3 separate regions of the Homo sapiens genome follow, and regions 2 and 3 are each linked to region 1. The links are chromatin loops, found by intact Hi-C in ENCODE. Cell type or tissue: PC-9. All regions are shown on one strand. Each heading gives the region's core, and the rest is flanking DNA. Links, peaks and the distances in the headings are about the cores only.

The links. Peaks named below come from ENCODE experiments on the same cell type or tissue, not always from the same donor. Only the 100,000 strongest peaks of a DNase experiment are listed, where the experiment ranks them.
Region 2: a loop joins it to region 1, with 5 times the contacts of the local background. A loop is called at or near these places in 18 of 110 quality-filtered maps.
Region 3: a loop joins it to region 1, with 11 times the contacts of the local background. A loop is called at or near these places in 2 of 110 quality-filtered maps.

What each region holds. Positions count from the first base shown.
Region 1 is chr1:183,619,591-183,628,008 of GRCh38, forward strand. ARPC5 (actin related protein 2/3 complex subunit 5) reads right to left here. Exons shown (of 4, transcript NM_005717.4): 4 at 1,256-8,004. The coding sequence ends at 7,942. Among named protein-coding and RNA genes, the nearest start is that of ARPC5, 12 kb to the right of the region's middle. In PC-9, for the core only: CTCF peaks have their summits at 3,809 (motif pointing left) and 4,009; DNase peaks (open chromatin) are centred at 3,492 and 3,791; H3K27ac peaks cover 3,202 bases.
Region 2 is chr1:182,960,540-182,965,539 of GRCh38, forward strand. No RefSeq gene overlaps it. Among named protein-coding and RNA genes, the nearest start is that of SHCBP1L, 9.9 kb to the left of the region's middle. RefSeq lists an enhancer at 2,035-2,329. In PC-9, for the core only: a CTCF peak has its summit at 2,125; a DNase peak (open chromatin) is centred at 2,192; H3K4me3 peaks cover 479 bases; H3K27ac peaks cover 596 bases.
Region 3 is chr1:183,233,231-183,238,230 of GRCh38, forward strand. LAMC2 (laminin subunit gamma 2) reads left to right here. Exons shown (of 23, transcript NM_005562.3): 15 at 1,137-1,216; 16 at 2,345-2,500; 17 at 3,230-3,374; 18 at 4,122-4,274. Among named protein-coding and RNA genes, the nearest start is that of LAMC2, 49 kb to the left of the region's middle. RefSeq lists a silencer at 1,584-1,878. In PC-9, for the core only: CTCF peaks have their summits at 1,928 and 2,129; DNase peaks (open chromatin) are centred at 1,001 and 1,581; H3K4me3 peaks cover 1,866 bases; H3K27ac peaks cover 3,627 bases.

The sequences.
Region 1 (8,418 bases), core at 1,565-6,564:
AGAGCTTTATGCAGTATTAAACAATATTATTACAGCTCCCAGAAGCCCGGTTTATACTGATTTCATATGAACGGCACCCCTTACAGCACAACTGTGTGGCATGAATGGTGTCCCCTGGACTTGTGCTATGAGGCAGTCCTACTTTTAGTTGGGGATGGGGCTGTAGATAAAGGCCAGGGCCAAATAATGCAGATATTGTATATCATTTAGAGCAGGAATAAAATATGTGTTGTGATTCTACATGTCTAAAACCCATGGCAGACATCACTAATTCTCATGGTCCACCTACCTGTTGAACTCCAACATGTCCTACTCAATACAGCACCCCAGAGAGTCACTATCAATCAGCATATACTTTGTCTATGTACTTCCTGGCCTGACAACAGCTATAACATGAAACTCATAAGTAGCTGTATCTCAGCAGCAGATGGTTTCCCTCTCGTTAGAATAAACACTGGGTATTATATCAAAGTTAAGGAAATCTTTTGCTTTTGATCTGAGGACCCAGAAAATTTGGAACCAGTCTTCAAACTTAGTGGTAACATGGTATCACTTAATTAACTTGATTTAATACTAATAATGAACAGGATTCTGGAATGTTCACTAATTGTGTGAATTCTGAAATCGTGTTGTTTCCTCGGCTTGGTATTCCCTTCCTGTTTTCTATTTGCCAAACTCTTAGATAGCCTTCAAGGCCCATTGAAATGCTCCCATTTTCACACCTTTTCCTTGACATTCTCTCTTGGAGAAGTAATTGCTCCCCATCTGTTATTGTACATGAATTTACTCTCTTCTCTATTATAGCTTGTTTACTATTGAATTTTATTCATTGCTTGTGTATCTTACCTAGAATCTAGATCCCACAGGATAAGGATTGTATTTTAAATATTTTAAGCAGCCCTTAGCATGTAAATACTTGCCTGAATGACAGTGAAACTGTGCTTTCACGTGCGAAATACTTTGGGTAGTTTGTCTTAAGAAAACACCCTCAAGTCCTGAGAAAACCAACCAAGTCAATATATTAGGATAAGACTTCCATATGGGGACCAACTAATCTCTTCTAGTTTACATTTGAAGCAGCAATTGTTGAAAAGAAAAATATGAATATTTTAAAATAAAAAAACTAAAATTTAAAATCATAAAAACATCCAAGAACACTTCATGAAATTTCTATTTTTAAATTTTGGAGCCAGGAAAATCTAAGTATGACTTGAACTCTAAATGCCATAAGAAAAGATTAATAAACTCAATTAGATAAAAATAAAAATAACCTTTTTATTTATAGTAAAAGCTATTATAAAGCGAAACTCAAAATGCAAGAAATATTTGACATTCCTGTTGAAAAGAGCTCCTACAAATCAGTAAGAAAAAGACCATCAAAAGGGCAAAGAAAATATAGAAATACAAAAATATAGAAAAGAAAATACAACTGGCTATTAGGCATGTGAAAAGATGTGCAATCTCATTTACATTAAGAGAAATGCAAATATATGATACCATTTTTAAAACATCAGATTTGAAAAGATTAAAAAATGTTTTATGACAAACACATAGAATAGGTAAAGGGGTGGGAAAACATGCATTCTTCTACACGGCTGGAGAAAGTATAATTGATAAAACCTTTAAGAAAGGCAATTTAGCAATATCTCCCTTAAATGCCCTCCAACTGACCTTAACTTTCACTTTTAGGAATTGATCTACAAATAGGCTTGAACATATGTAAAATGACTTGTGTATAATGCTATTCACTGTAGCACTGTTTGTAACTGCAAAAGATCAGAAACCACCTAAATCAATAGGGAAATGGTTAAGTAAATTATGGTACATTTATTTATATAATAGAATTATTATGCAGTCATAAAAATAAAATTGTTATCGGAAAGTGGTCCCAATCCAGACCCCAAGTGAGCGTTCTTGGATCTCACACAAGAAAGAATTCAAGGCCAGTCTGTAAAGTTAAAGCAAGTTTATTAAGAAAGTAAAGGAATAAAGAATGGCTACTCCATAGGCAGAGCAGCCCCGAGGGCTGCTGGTTGCCCATTTTAACGGTTATTTCTTGATGATATGCTAAACAAGGGGTGTATTATTCATGCCTCCCCTTTTTAGACCATATAGGATAACTTCCTGATGTTGCCATGGCATTTGTAAACTGTCATGGTGCCGGTGGGAGCGTAGCGGTGAGGATGGCCAGAGGCAGAGGTCACTTTCATTGCCATCTTGGATTTGGTGGGTTTTGGCCAGCTTCTTTACTGCAAACTGTTTTATCAGCAAGGTCTTTATGACCGGTATCTTGTGTTGACCTCCTATCTCATCCTGTGACTTAGAATGCCTTAACCATCTGGGAATGCAGCCCAGTAGGTCTCAGCCTTATTTTACCCAGCTTCTATTCAAGAAGGAATTGCTCTGGTTCAAATGCCTCTGAAGGGAATAAGGAAGTTCTTTATGTATTGATAGGAAATTACCACCAAAATATACTGTTAATGAAAAAAGCAAGGAACAGAACACTATATATAGTATGTTAGTATTTATGTACACAAAGGGGTAAAATCTTATATAGGTATTTGCCTGTAAATGCATACACTGTATCTGGAAGGATGCCTAAGAATTAAGTGACAATAGTTGGTTGTCAAAAGAGGAACTAGGGTGGAATGGAAAATTACCACAGTACATATTTCTTACCTTTTGAATATTGAACAATATGAACAAATTATTTGAAAACGAATAAAAACTAAAATGAATAAAATACAGAACCATTGGCTAATGAATACACTGACCTTTAACTTAGCAAATTGAAGAAAATCTTAGTTGCCCTGGCATCTTGATTCAATTTTTGGAGAAACAAAAGGAAGTATGATGTTATTCAGAGGCATTGGCCATTTAAGTTATTCATTACCCTAAGGGTTGACAGAATTAGAAAAATCTACGTATAAAGTCAAGGACGGTGATATAAATTCATGGATATAATTTAATGGTTATCTTTAAGGAAAACAAGGGGTATTGGGTCACATCTCTGCTCTTAGAAGGTGATGCCACAGAATAATGAACAGATCATATAAACTCCCATAGTGCCACTGTTAGCCAGATATGAGCTGGAATTCTGTTCCTCAGCCACTTTCTCTGGTGACTTCTGGCAAAGCTAAACACTATAGGGGCTGCACGTGGTACTCATGGTGGCTCTGATTTCCACCTAAGGCTGATAAATTCCCTTCTTAACTGTCCACATTGAAGTGAATTGAAATTCTTTGTGACTAAACTTGATTGGCTCTAGGGTATTTGAACCCAAGAATTATTTTACTCTTTGTATAGTTCTCAATTTGTACTTCTGATGTGTTGCCCTATTCAGGTACCCTAAGAACCTGTGTATAAATTAAGGATTTCTTAGGTGACTTGGCTCGTTCAATGTTATGCAACCAAGAGATATTTGTTGAACATCAACTATGCCAAGTGAATGTGGGGATGAGTAAGAGCCAGCTACTATGACTTCAGGGGGCCCATACAGTCTAGCAGCAAGGTCAAGAGGGTGTGTCTTGCAGAGCAGGAGCTAACTGCTAGGCTGGAAAATACGGGAGTTTTAGAATGCTTTGGAATTCAGGTGGGTCATACACTACTCAATTTGTGTTTCATGTGGTGTGGATTCTAGGGAACTGTTTCAGAGAGAAATAAGAGATGTAAACATAGATTATTTATGTTGATTACTCTTACACACTCAAGTAACAGAAATGATAAAGGAAAATAGAAATGTTAAAGTGAATGCTGTGTCCCATGTTGCTTGTGGTTGGATCATCAATGTGGTGAAGTAGCACCACCTTGAGGCAGATGACATGCTGTACCTCTGTGGGCTTCCCGGGCCTCCTCCATATCTGGAATCATACAAGAGGCACCTGCACAGAACGTTTTCACATTGGGGTTTTCACATATTGTACTAGTGACATTGGGGTGAGGGGGAGAGGGAGTGGGGCAGAGGTCCCGCGGCAGGAATATGGACAGAAGCAGCCTTGTTTAAGGGCACTTGGTTCTACAGAGGCCGTTGGTCTGTTCCTTAATTGGGTGTGTTTTTCAATTATTTTGGTGCTTTTAACATATTTTGTCTGTAAGGGGATGTTAGTTGTAAATCTAAAGGAAAAATTGTGTATCTAAAAATTAATCAATCTGGCTGGGCGCGGTGGTCACGCCTGTAATCCCAGTGCTTTGGGAGGCGGAGGAGGGTGGATCACCTGAGGTCAGGAGTTCAAGACCAGCCTGGGCAACATGGTGAAACCCCATCTCTCCTAAAAATACAAAAATTAGCTGGGCACGGTGATGCGTGCCTGTAATCCGAGCTACTCAGGAGGCTGAGGCAGGAGAATCGCTTGAGCCTGGGAGGTGGAGGCTGCAGTGAGCCGAGATTGTGCCATTGCACTCCAGCCTGAGCAACAGAGCAAGACTCCATCTCAAAAAAAAAAAATTAATTAATTAATTTTCTTTTTTACCTTTATACATGGGGTTAAACTAAGTGATCATCAATGTCTATTTCAGCTAATAAAACATTATGATTTCCTATAATTTTACTTTCTTGAATCTATCACGGAGATAGTTTCTGATCCTGTTAATAATTTGCACCATCTAGAATTCTTATGTTAAAAACATTAAAACTGCAGCTGGGCGCGGTGGCTCACGCATGTAATCCCAGCACTTTGGGAGGCCGAGGTGGGCGGATCACGAGGTCAGGAGATCGAGACCATCCTGGCTAACACGGTGAATGAAACCCCGTCTCTACTAAAAATACAAAAAATTAGCCGGGCGTGGTGGCGGGCGCCTGTAGTCCCAGCTACTTGGGAGGCTGAGGCAGGAGAATGGCGTGAACCCAGGAGGCAGAGCTTGCAGTGAGCCGAGATCGCGCCACTGCACTCCCGCCTGGGCCACAGAGCGAGACTCTGTCTCAAAAAAAACAAAACAAAACAAAACAAAACAAAACAAAACAAAAAACATTAAAACTGCAAGAACAGTGACTATTAAACCCACTTTTAACTTTCTCTTTCTACTCTGTTCATTTCACTTGGACCGTTTGTCCTTTCTGCCCCTCCAAAGGATTAGTTCAAATTAATGTCTCACTTTAAATACTCTGATCCACCCTGATTTTGTTGTTCTCCCAACATTGACTAACTGCATTTACAGTCAAATGCTAAATTGTATGACGTTAATTCTCTTTTTTTTTGTATGACATAATTTTCAGGTGCTTAACCTTACTTCCCAATTAGGCTGAGAGCAAACTGGTGAACAAGATTCAGACCTTATTCTTCTGTTATGTCCTCATGATCCTGGGATCCACAGGAAATGCTTTAAAAAGAATTCGGTTAATTTGTACCATCTACACATTGATTTCACCCATGTTCATGTCCTTAAAATATCATCATACTTGTCATCAAGTATGACTGTTACCGAAATGGTGCTGTTACCCAATGACCAAGAAGGGGTATGTTTTCCATTTCTTCCCTTTTGTAAAATGCCAAAAAAGAAACCAAATAGTAAAAGCACTGAGATTAAAGGAGGAGAATGGGAGGTAAACAACTACTTTTGTGCTAAAAGTGTCCTATGGCATTTATATATATTTTTTCCGCAATTAATCCTATTCCCAACTCTTCACCAAGGATAGTACTGTGTCATGGTTACTATACCCTGGGCTGACATTTAGTCAGGAGGCAACAGTTGAACCAGTTGTTTCCAGCTAGTATCCATTTTGACTCGGTCTCTATATTATACTACTTGTTAAATATTTTTAGTATCTCCCCTCAGTAAAGCTGATAGACTGGCAGATTCTAAATACACCCACCCATTCTTGTGAACAAATATGAACTCCAGAATTTTTCCAAACGCTTCAGTTATGAAAGTGATGTTAAGAAGGATTTTATGAAAAAGCATTCAGTATCATTTGATTTTAAAGTTTGTAATTGGTTATGCTATACCTACTTGACTACCTCTAATACCTATTGGCTAAGGCACAGTGGCATGTGCCTGTAGTTCCACCTTTTCGGGAGGCTGAGGCAGGACTGCTTGAAGCCAGGAGTTTGAGGCCTCAGTGCACTATGATCACACCTGTGAACAGCCACTGCACTCCAGCCTGGGCAGCATAGCAAGTCCCCATCTCTAAGTAATATTTAAGAATAATACCTATTGCTTAGCTTATCTTCACCCATAGGACCCTGAATTGCCTGGAAGTGTTTTAAAGTGGGAATCTAGTCAGGTGAAGATCGAAAGCAAACAGAAGTCGCTGTGAGTAGGTAAGTACAAGAAATAGATTTGAGGTGAAAGAAAGAGAATTTTGGAGGCTGGGAGTGAATGACTGCAGCTGCTAAGCTACTTTGCACTTTCTAGTCTAGGTCTTTGGGCAGTGATACTACATATAGGTATTCAGCTGCCATCCAGAAGGCTATGGAATCACTCCAAAGGCTTCAGTAGTGCTCTGACATCATTCATGACTCTCTTCTCTATCATCTTATATCTATATAGTCTTATAAAAACCCTACCAAACTGTTCTTGTTAAGAGTACAGTACTTGGTGGTAGAAGCAGAAAACCTTTCCTCTTAATTAACCATACATTCATAATTGTTAAAGTCAGAGAAAAATAAATTATTCAACACTGACATTTTATTTTCTGAAGTTTTATCATTTTTACAAAACAAAACAAAATGAAACAAAAAGCAGGTATCAAAAACAGCAAAGAGTTTATAGAATTTCTGCACCAGTTTGCACATAAGTCAGTGATTACAAAACTGGCATCCAATGTAAATACTAAGCACAAGCTCACTTCCCTCTTGGTCAGGTGGTTTGTTTTAGAGCTACTCGATATTTATAACTTTTTATAAGCACCGGTCATTTTTTGAGAACTGATTTGGTTTGTCCAACAAAGTAAACAATTTTTTGCTGTGTGGCAGTTTCTTTTTTTAGAAAACACTGAGCTAAAACACAGAATGTGTATTTGTTTGGATCTGAACCAAATCTTTTGAGATCCCAACTACCCTGAAGAACACTGAAGACATTTACGGGGCATATTAAATGGTATCTTAAATACTAGTTGTATACCTCATAATGTCTAAGGCAGCTATTATATTTCTAAAGAAAGTAGCATTTCATTCAGAGGCTGCCCAGAGTTTAAATTACACCATAGTTTTTCTTTCTTTCTGCAAATCATTCTTTCTGATTTGCAGTTTTTTCCAAACAGAGCCATATTAGTGGAACAAAAGTTTGATGTTCATGCCCAACAAGCTCTGATATTTTATGGATACATTTGTATAAAGCAAGACTTCTTGCTCTGAACCCTGGGTGACCACAAATAAATTGAGGGGCCATGATTATTGGATGCTGAGAGAAAGTAGCATACTTAAACCCACAGTACAGATAATCAGGAGGCAAGCAAAAACAAAGCTATAACTTAGCAGTGGTATTCACCCACCACTTATTCCAAAAACATATTTTGCTTATTAAATAAGGGAAATATGGTCCAGTTTTGCAATGTTAATAGCTGCCAGTCTCTCATATTTTTTATAAATATCATTTCCTGACTAGCAATGAGCTAGGAAACTGGCCTCAAATTCTGACCAAATCTCTCAGTATTAGTTAAAAATAATACAAAACAAAACAGAACAAAAAACCAGCCAACAGGGGTTAAAAGTTGCACAATTAAACTTGAATGTAAATTATACTATATACAGATTGGTATAAACATCACTGAAATGGTTTTGAAAGGATGAAACACTTCTATTTTAACACAATTTCTTCTATATTATCCCAATTTTCATTAAAGGACAACTGATATGTAATTTTTTTCTTTACAGATATGAAAAAGCAAGAAGGCAAAGCTGAGAGAAACAGATGCTACCCACAGGGCAGCGGTGGCATTTGGTTGTTTTGGTCTTTGTACCAGCAATTCCCACTCCCGAGGCAGATAATCCACTTCCTGCCAGACTACACAGTTTTTCTTGCAGTCAAGACACGAACAATGGACCCTACTCCTCCAGCAGCAAGTGCCTAAAAACAAACCAAGATGTAAATGTTGACAGAATAATAAAAGGTCAATTCTCATATTTGGTAAAACATTTTTCTTAAAGAAGGAATGGGCACTGCTATAGACCCTGAATTTATTAGTTAACAAATAATAAATTCTTGAGCACCAATTATGCACCAGGTACTGTTCTTGGCACTGAGGTTACAGTAATAAACAAAACCTTGAAAGTCCCTGCCCTCATGAAGTTACATTCTAGTGAGATACTAGTTTACATTTTAGTACATTAATTCTAAATAATGTTTTAAAAAATCTGCAGCATAGGCCGGGCGCGGTGGCTCACGCCTGTAATCCCAGCACTTTGGGAGGCCGAGGCCGGCGGATCACGAGGTCAGGAGATCAAGACCATCCTGGCTAACATGGTGAAACCCCGTCTCTAC
Region 2 (5,000 bases), core at 1-5,000, 660 kb before region 1:
TTTTGGTATATTTTCTTTTAGTATTTTTTTTTCTATCACACTATTACAAAGTTTAGATCATATTAAATTTTATAGTTTGTTTTTCTATTTAGATAAGCATTTTCATATCATTAAAAATTACTTAAACACATAATTTTCAAGAGTGGCATGTAATTTCTTGGTATAAATATAATTTGTATAACCTTATATTTTCAAGCATTTGGGCTACACTAATTTCTATAGCATCAACTATGCCATTTTGAATATCTTTGTGCATAAGCTTTTGCTTATATTTCAGATATTCCTCTAGGGGAAGGTGGGATTACTGAGTCAAGATGTAGAAACATTTTAACGCTCTCAGTATTGCCAAGCCGTTTCCCAAAAAGAATGTAATTAATTTCTACTTCTGTTAGCAGATAAAATTCCCAGGTGGGCTGAGTTATGAAAGAGAAGGAAACTATAGGCACCTAAAGCAGGGACAGAATGCGGGGATGGAGTAAGGTAAATATTCTAAGCAGAGAGAGTAGTTAGTGGCTTTATCCAGGGGTAGAAGAACTTGGTCTAGGTAGCTGAATATAGCAGGAGTAGAGGACAATTTGGGACAAAAACTCAGGCTGTAGAGATATGCATAAGCCATGTTACAAAGAGTCACCTAAACTGGCTTTAGGTAAAAAGTTAGGACCAAAATTAAAACAAACTGAAGAATCTCGTTGGCAACACGCTTGAGATTCTGCAGAGGAGAGAGAATAGCTCATTTATTTTACAGATATGTATTGAGCACCTATTCTGTGCTGGCATGGTATTTGGTGCTGGTGCTGAAGACAGACAATAAACATGATTTTTTACGTAAAATTGTCAAGAAAATAAAAACACATATCTACCCCAAAACTTGTACATTCACATCCATAGCAGAATTATTTATAATAGCTATAAAGTGGAAAGAACTTAAATGTCAATCAACTGATAAACAGATAAATAAAATGTGGTATAGCCATACAGTAGAATACTATTTGGCTATTTAAAAAGGAATAAAGTACTGCTGATACATACTACAACATGGATGAACCTTGAAAACATGCTAAATGACAGAAAATGAGGTCACAGAAACCCATATAACATATGATCCCATTTATATAAAATGTCCAGAATAGGCAAATCAATAGAGACAGAAAGTACATTAGTGGTTGCCTAGGGCTGGGGGTTGGGGGTTGCCAGGGAAGAGGGGCAGAGTTTGAAAAGGAATGGGAGCTGACTGCTAATGGGCCCAGGATTTCTTTCTGGGGTGATGAGAATGTACTATAATTGATTGTGATGATGACTGCCCAACTCTGAGAACTGAAACCATTGAATTGTATGCTTAAATGGGTGAACCGTATGGTATGTGAATTATATCTCAATTTTTAGAAATAAAATTTATGGCACATTATGTGACAGTTAGGTGCTATGGAGAATGATAAAAATATGGAGATGGATAGGGCAGAGCAGGGATGAGGACATTTTGGAGAGTAGGCCCGGGATATAATTTTTGTACAGAGCAGAGAGGGAAGGTCTCACCCGTAAGATGATGTTTGAGTAAAGATCTGAAGGAGGTCAAAAGGAAAATCTTGGACTTTGACAGCTGCAAAATAAGGAAAGTTTTTTCCATCACCAAGTCATTCCCAGGGTACAGTTCAGTTATAAAGAACATAGATAAATTAGTAGTAACACAGTTTTAGGAAGTCTTTAATACTAACACATTATTTTCATATTTCCCTATGTAAGAATAAATAAGGCTCACATCAGTCAGAAAACACTAAATAAGTACACTGGGGATTTAGGTATTTTGGAAGTTTTGTATGGTGGAGATTTGGTTTGTATTATTTTGGAGGTGCACACCAGGATGCTGTGAAATGTAATTGTATTTCTTTTTCCTTTTGTTTTCCTCAATTGAAAAAATAAGTATTAATGAACACTTCATTCGGCCATTTATTCACAAATAATTTTTCTCTCTTAGAACACTAATTTTTTTCCTCCTCAACTCTTTGACATTAACTTTGTAAACCACAAAAAAACTAAACAAACAAACAAACAAACACTTTGGAAACAAATACTCAATGGCAGTAAGAAACACAACAGTTCTTTGAAGCCTGTACCTCCTTATTTTGACCAGAGGAGAGCACTAGAGAGCTTTCGGGCTATTGAAGGGCCCCCCCGCAATCCCAAAGGGCTGGGTGGAGCCTGAAGCATTCAGCCAGGCATAGCTTTAAGTCCTGACTCAGAAGACAACAGCACAGCACTTTGCTAAAGGGCAAGCTCGGACACATTTCCGTAACATATAACACTTCTTTCACCTCAGACGTGATGTTCTGCTAAATCTTCAACATTTCATAATGTGTACTAACCCCTTGATACTTGTTTTGTGTTCTGCTTTTGTTTTCAGCTCTTTGGGAGGTAAACAATGATTTTAATTTCATTTTACATAAACCACACAAAAAAGAAAGAATCACCATACATGTTTAAGGGCACATGAACTCCACTAAGGAGAGGCAGTACTGGGTATGGACAAGACACAACCTAAAACTTCCGACTAAAGCTACCCTGGTGAAAAGCCAATGGCCCAAACTTGTCTTAACTATCAGAAGTCTTAGGTTTCAATTTTGATAGGAAAAGACACTAAGAATAACATCAGCTAATTAGCCTACAATTTGAACAGTGTATAAATATCTAATAATGGAGCAGACACTTAAAATGTATAATAACTGGGGTATCAACGGCAGAAGACAACAGACACTCTCAACCACTGTTGATGGAAATAGAAATAGTTAAAATCTTATTGGAAGGCATCTTGTTAAAAAAAAAAAACTTTCAAAATTTTAAGTGTGCATAATTTCAACCCAGCAATTCCATCTCTAGATATAAGTTCCCCCGAAATGCTGCACATGCACACAAAAATTTTATTTATAGTAGTTTTAATAATAATGATAATAGCATTTAGCACTTACTGTGGTAGGTGCAGTTCAAGAACTTTACATACGTTGACTAATTTATCTCTAAAAACAGCCTGGCGATCCCCATTTTATTGATGAGGAAGCTGAGGCAGGGACAGGTTAAGTAACAGCTGTGAAGAGGTGGAGCCAGGATTCGAATGCATGGATCCCAACGCCCCTGCTCTTAACCACTATGCTATGCAATACGAGGATATTTATTGTAGCATTGTTTATAGTGGTGTAAAACTGGAAACAGCCCATGTCTAGCACTAGTGGAATCGTTAAATAACCAATGATGTATTCATATTGTCAAAATGAAGTCAATCTAGGTGCCCTGACTCAGAAAAGGCCCCAAAGGTATACTGTAGAGAAGGGGAGGGAGAGAAGCAATTCTCAGAATAATACGTATCATATGATTCCATTTGTGTTTCTTTTCAATTACACGTTTGTATTTGGACATATATTCAAGCATAGAAAAAGGATGGAAGAACATACAGACACCAAACTGTACCAGTTGTAGTCTTTGAGGAGAGTGGTATTGGGAAGGGGGTGGTTGTAAAAGAGGAATTTCAATTTCATATTTTACCCTATGTAATTCTGTATTACTTGAAAGTTTTAAAATAAAATATATTTACATACTACTTCTGCATCTTTTAAAAAACTGGAACACTCTTTCAAAGACTAAAAAAGGACACACTTGGGCTGGGTACGGTGGCTCACACCTGTAGTCCCAGCACTTTGGGAGGCCGAGGTGGGTGAGCCAAGAGTTTGAGACCAGCCTGGGCAACATGGTGAAACTCCATCTCTACAAATACAAAAGAAATTAGCCAGGTGTGGCAGCGAGTGCCTGTAGTCCCAGCTGCTCGGAAGGCTGAAGCCGGAGGATAGTTTGAGCCCTGGAGGTCAAGGCAGCAGTGAGCCATGACTGCACCACTGCACTCCAGCCTGGGCAACAGAGTGAGACTCTGTCTCAAAATAAAATAAAATAAAATAAAGACATAGTGTAAACATCGAAGGGAATCTTAGCAAACAGTTCAGTCAACTCCTTCATAGTACTAGTGAAGAAACCGCAGTGTTAGGAAGTAAAATGGAGCCTGTATTGTTACGCCTATAACGGCTGCTCTAAGCTAGAGGCTGCCTGCCTGACTCCTGCCCCAGAGCTCTTTTTGTGTTACTACTTTGCCTTCACCTGGGGAAACCTCTAAAAGTGAGTTATGCACTATCTTAATGTGATTTGACAGTTACATTTTATTTCATAGATTCATAGTTATGTGGCCTTTTAAAACGTTTTGGAGGAACATATGTCACTCATTCATTCAACAAATATTTATTAAATAAAATAATTAGATATTACTAATTAGGTGCTAATTGTTATATGCCAGGTTCTGTTCTGGGCCCTGGAAATATAACATTGCTCAAGATATACATAGTTGTCGCCCTCAAGAATTATGGGAAAATGTTCACCACCTAACCACATAGGAAAAAACACACTATGAAGCTGTACGTCCTAAATGAAAATGCACAAAAATGTTAACAGTTATCTCTGGAGTTTTAGGAGATTTTTATGTGGTTCTTTATGTATTTCTATGTTTTCTTTCTTTAGGAAGTTTTCAATTGGCATGTATTTCCTTCATAATGAGAAAAATATATTTTAAAGAATCAAACAGTAGCTCTTTGTGTAAGTTTTGAAACCTGTGGAACTATATGAAAAGAGAAAAGGGTCATTATACCAGGAGAAAGCAAATGTTTCCCTGAAAAGGAAAGGCTTAGACAAGCTCTTCTGTTCTTGTTGCTGAACCATAAGTCTATGGAATTCCCAGGGAAAAGCCTTTTCAGAGGGCACTTCTGGAGCTGTGAGACATCTTTTGTCATATTGCTAAGGAACATCAGACAGTACACTTTGGGGGAAAGAGCTATGGAAGCCAGTCCAGGCTAGTGGTTTAGTCTTCAGGCTTTGGAGACAGACTGTATGGACGCAGATCCCAGCTCAACCCCTTTCTAGCTATGCAACCTCAAGAAATTTGTTTGCCTTTTTGAACTTCGGTTTCTCCATCT
Region 3 (5,000 bases), core at 1-5,000, 390 kb before region 1:
TATGAATGAATGGATAAATGAATGAATGAATGAAAAAGGAAGGAAGGAAAGAAGGAAGAAAGGATGGAGGAAGGGACAGAGGGAAAGAAGAACAAAGGAAGAGAGTAGGGAAGGAAGGAAGGAAGGAAGACATGGTTTTGAAAATGGGAAAAAAATGCTGCCAGTATGATTTTCTTGATGTAGTTTGTAATGTGGTAGGAGGGAGAGATTTGATTGAGCACTCTTCTATTTCTGAATAAAGAAGGTTATGGTAACAATAATGTAAATGGATGGGTGGGAGATGAATAGAGGAAGTGGAATGATAATCAGATACTATAATGAGGAAGTCACATTAAAAATAATGTGTATTGATTGTTTCCTTTATTACAGAAATGTTTGTTGTAGAAAATAAATAAAAATTCTCTATGATCCCATTACTATCAAATAACCACTGTTAAAATTTGGAATATATTCTACTGGACTTTAAATTCATATAAAAAATGTACATGTATATATTTTTATTTTTATTTTTTTTGGCTTCCAGCAGGAAAAGAATTTTTATTTTACTTTGTTGTTGTTTTGGATTTTTTTATGTATATATATTTTAATGCATCTATATCTATATACAGACTTTTTTGAACTTGGATTTCTTTGCTCTTGTCTATACATACTTTTTTTTTCTTTTTTTTTTTTCGAGATGGAGTTTTGTTTTTGTTGCCCAGGCTGGAGTACAATGGTGCGATCTCGGCTCACTGCAACCTCCACCTCCCAGGTTCAGGCGATTCTCCTGCCTCAGCCTCCCAAGTAGCTGGGATTACAGGCATGCACCACCATGCCTGGCTAATTATTGCATTTTTAGAAGGGACGGGGTTTCACCATGTTGGTCAGGCTGGTCTTGAACTCCTGACCTCAGGTGATTCACCCGCCCTGGCCTCCCAAAGTGCTGGGATTACAGGCATGAGCCACCACACCCGGCCTATACATACTTTTTAAAAATAGAATAATGGTGAATAGAGGCATGGTGTAAGTGTCAGGGTGTGGAACCCTGTGTGGCTAATGACAAGTGGTTCTGACAGGACAGATGCACCTGCTTAAGTTCCATGGCCAAGTGCAAAGCCTTAACCGATTCGCCTTAACCGATTCTCCTTTTCCCACAGAACATTCCTGCCTCAGACCACTACGTGGGGCCAAATGGCTTTAAAAGTCTGGCTCAGGAGGCCACAAGATTAGCAGAAAGGTGAGCAGCATTAGAGGGCACCTCTGCTTCAAGCCGTCTCTGCAAGGCCAGACTTGAATAAGAGTGTAGGGTATTAGGGACCCAAGCATCGTATTTATTCTCTCCAGGCTCCTTTGCAGCCATTCCCTACCTTGAAACCAGTTTTTAACCACTTGGCTTTTATTGTATGTAAGTGGCCACTGGGCAGGGTCATTTGGCAGGAGTTGGGGGTGAGGGTGTTTCTTTCCCACATTTCCCTATGACTCACAGTATGGCTGTGTTGTATGTCAGATGTGATTCCTCGGGCCACGTGAAATGAATCAGCCCTTGGAAGAGAAAGCTCTGCAGCTTTCAGGGACTCCCACACCAAGCCTGGGAACAAGTAGCAACGAGTTGTTTTTTAGCCTGTGGGGGCCAAGACTGCAGAGGGGGAACTTCCTCCTGAAAACCGGCTCTGCAGGGCCCCAATGATAACACGCAGCTCCCTTCATCCTTGGCTCTGACTAGAAATCCTACGGTGTTTAAGAGGTTTGCTGGTAGCGGTCTGCTCAGCAGGGTGGCAGGCTCTGTTAATCCCAAGTGGAATTCAGTCAGCGGAAGAGGGCTGATTTGTATATTTTGTAACATGAGCTGCCTCCTGAGCTCGTTTTTAATTTTGTTTCTTTGGGTTTTTTTTAAAGAAGCACTTTTTAGAACCAGGAGGAACCAAAAGTATCCAGGGAATTTTTATAGACATGCTTTGTCCCCCTAGTGGTGGGCCCAGTTTAGAGCTGAAGCGAAAGTGCGTAAAGGTTGGATCCTGGGTGAAATAAGACCTAGAGGTTTCTTCCTGCAGCAAACAGCTTACAGATGCAGTGTTTTATCACCTGAGACTGCTCCCACCCATCTCCACACTCCACCCCGCTCCGGGACTCCAGTGATTATGCCATAAACGGAAAAGATCACTACAAGGTCTATGACATAAGGCGAATTCTCCAAAACACTTTCTGCTTCTTGACAGCACCTCTAATTCCATGTAATTTGAGTCAGTTCTGTAGGGTTTTTCTAAATCAGACCAGCTCCCGTACTCTTTGCCCTTCGTGTAACTGAACAACCTAAAGGAAGCCCTTTGCGTGAAAACTCTTATTCTTTTGTTTTTAATCCTTTCAGCCACGTTGAGTCAGCCAGTAACATGGAGCAACTGACAAGGGAAACTGAGGACTATTCCAAACAAGCCCTCTCACTGGTGCGCAAGGCCCTGCATGAAGGAGTCGGAAGCGGAAGCGGTAGCCCGGACGGTGCTGTGGTGCAAGGGCTTGTGGAAAAGTACGTTCCTACGGGTCCTCCCGTGGCTCATTATACCTTGGATACTCCCAGGGCAAAATGCTAACCGTACTTGAGGGGCACCATGCTAGTTGTAAAAAACATATTATTAATGATAATAAGAGGGCCGAAATCATGGGAGTTTTACTTTGGGGAAAAGCAGATATTTTTAAGACTGGAAGAAAAAAAGATTGGTTAGTCTAAATAAAATTAATGTTTTGATTGAGATTACAATACTGGGAGGTATGGTCACCCTCTGGTGTTTGAAGGGTGTGAATAAACCCATCTGATGGCATGGGGAGATATAAAAATACAGAAATATATTTCTGTTATCAAGAAGTGGGGAATTTGGGATTGAATTTTTCTGACCCAACCTGTGTAAATTAAAAGGCTTATGTTTAGTGGAGAGGGACAAGTATCTGATAAATAATTTTGTTTGGTTCTTCTGGTTATTCTAACTACATACTTTCAAGACAACAGGGTGAAATTTTGCTTTTGTTAAAAAAAAAGGGGGGGCCAGGTGTGGTGGCTCACTCTTGTAGTCCCAGCTACTTGGGAGGCTGAATTGGGAGGATTGCTTGAGCGTGGGAGGATGAGGCTATAGTGAGCTGTGATCACGCCACTGCACTCCAGCCTGGACAACAGAGTGAAACCCTGTCTCAAAAAAAAAAAAAAAAAAGAATTCTCAAAGTCCTCTTTTTATTACCGCCCCCTCCCCACCCCCAACACCAGATTGGAGAAAACCAAGTCCCTGGCCCAGCAGTTGACAAGGGAGGCCACTCAAGCGGAAATTGAAGCAGATAGGTCTTATCAGCACAGTCTCCGCCTCCTGGATTCAGTGTCTCGGCTTCAGGGAGTCAGTGATCAGTCCTTTCAGGTGAGGGCATCTGGCCTGTGTGCTTGATATACAGGAGGGCCATAAATACTTTCTTTTCTGGGGGTGCCATAATATTGTTCAAACATTCAGCTTTTTCTCCATGTTGACCATTTCTGTTTTAGAGTGGGAAGAGTATTTAGCCTTCTCATTACCCATTTGCTTGTTCTTAAACCACAATCCTAGTCTCTGGAAAGGATTTGACCCATGCTAAACCTATTACTGGATAAAAGTTTTATGTATCTTCCTTAGTTCTGGGGATTGTTGAAACCTGTGGAAAATTTTTATAAAGTTTTTTTGTTTACGCTTGAGTCCAACCTATAGTATATCTCTATGTATAGCCACTCTGAGATGACTTCTTCTCAAAAGTTTTGCATTGTTTCTGCCATCAGTTCCTTTAACAATTCCAAACTTATTCGATTAAGAAGATTTTGTTTACTACCTATAGAAAAAAAAATTCACAATCCCCATGGATATATGTTCCCATGAATATATAAACTAACATGTAAACATTTAAAAAATGAAAAAGAACAGAGACAAAGCCTGTTTGACATTGAGGGGACCTGCTGCCTTACTTTCATTGGGCATACTGACTCATTTTTGTTAGGTTTTGGGCCTGGATGGCTAGTGACTATTTTCTTGGCTTCTTAAGGCTGTTGCTATTTTCAAACAATGGTGCCAGGTCCTAACAAGGCTGGTGTGGTAACTGGTAAGCAGAAGTCAGACTCCCTGGTTTCTTTGGGCTCATAGGTGGAAGAAGCAAAGAGGATCAAACAAAAAGCGGATTCACTCTCAAGCCTGGTAACCAGGCATATGGATGAGTTCAAGCGTACACAGAAGAATCTGGGAAACTGGAAAGAAGAAGCACAGCAGCTCTTACAGAATGGAAAAAGTGGGAGAGAGGTATTCTTTTGTTAATTCATTCACTCAATAAAGATGTATTGAATGCCCACCATATGAATAAATATGGCAAGAAGAATAATCAAAAGCTCTCTGACCAGGCACGGTGACTTATCCCTGTAATCCCCGCACTTTTGGAGGCCAAGCCAGGAGGATCGCTTGAACTCAGGAGTTTGAGACCAGCGTAGGCAACGTAGTGAGGCCCCCATCTCTACAAAAAATAAAAAATAAAAAAATAGCTGTGCATGATGACACGTGCCTATAGTCCTAGCTACTTGAGAGGCTGAGGCGAGAGGATCACTTGAGCTCATGAGTTCGAGGCTGCAGTGAGCCATGATTACACCACTGTACTCCAGCCTGGGTGACAGAGCAAGACCCTGTTTCTGGAAAAATCAACAATGAAGGCACTGCTTATGGAAGAAGTAACAGTTGCAGAGATCTTGGTGTGATTAGCTCAGTTCCACCCAGTCGGTCAGCCCTCAAACCTAGGAATAGGACCTAGGCCTCTTGGGTCTAATTTTGGTCTAGCTCAGTCTACTACTTGGCTTCAGGAAATATCTAGAGTTTAAAATTATGATTTATAAAACCGTTCCTGTCCCTGATGGTGGACTAGAGTTTCTCTATATGGAATGTGTTGTGGACTTATAAAGTTTGCTCTGTCCCAGATTGTAGAGGGGTTTGCTACAGCACCCCTAGACTCTGCAGTGAATCACAATGATCTGCTGTCAT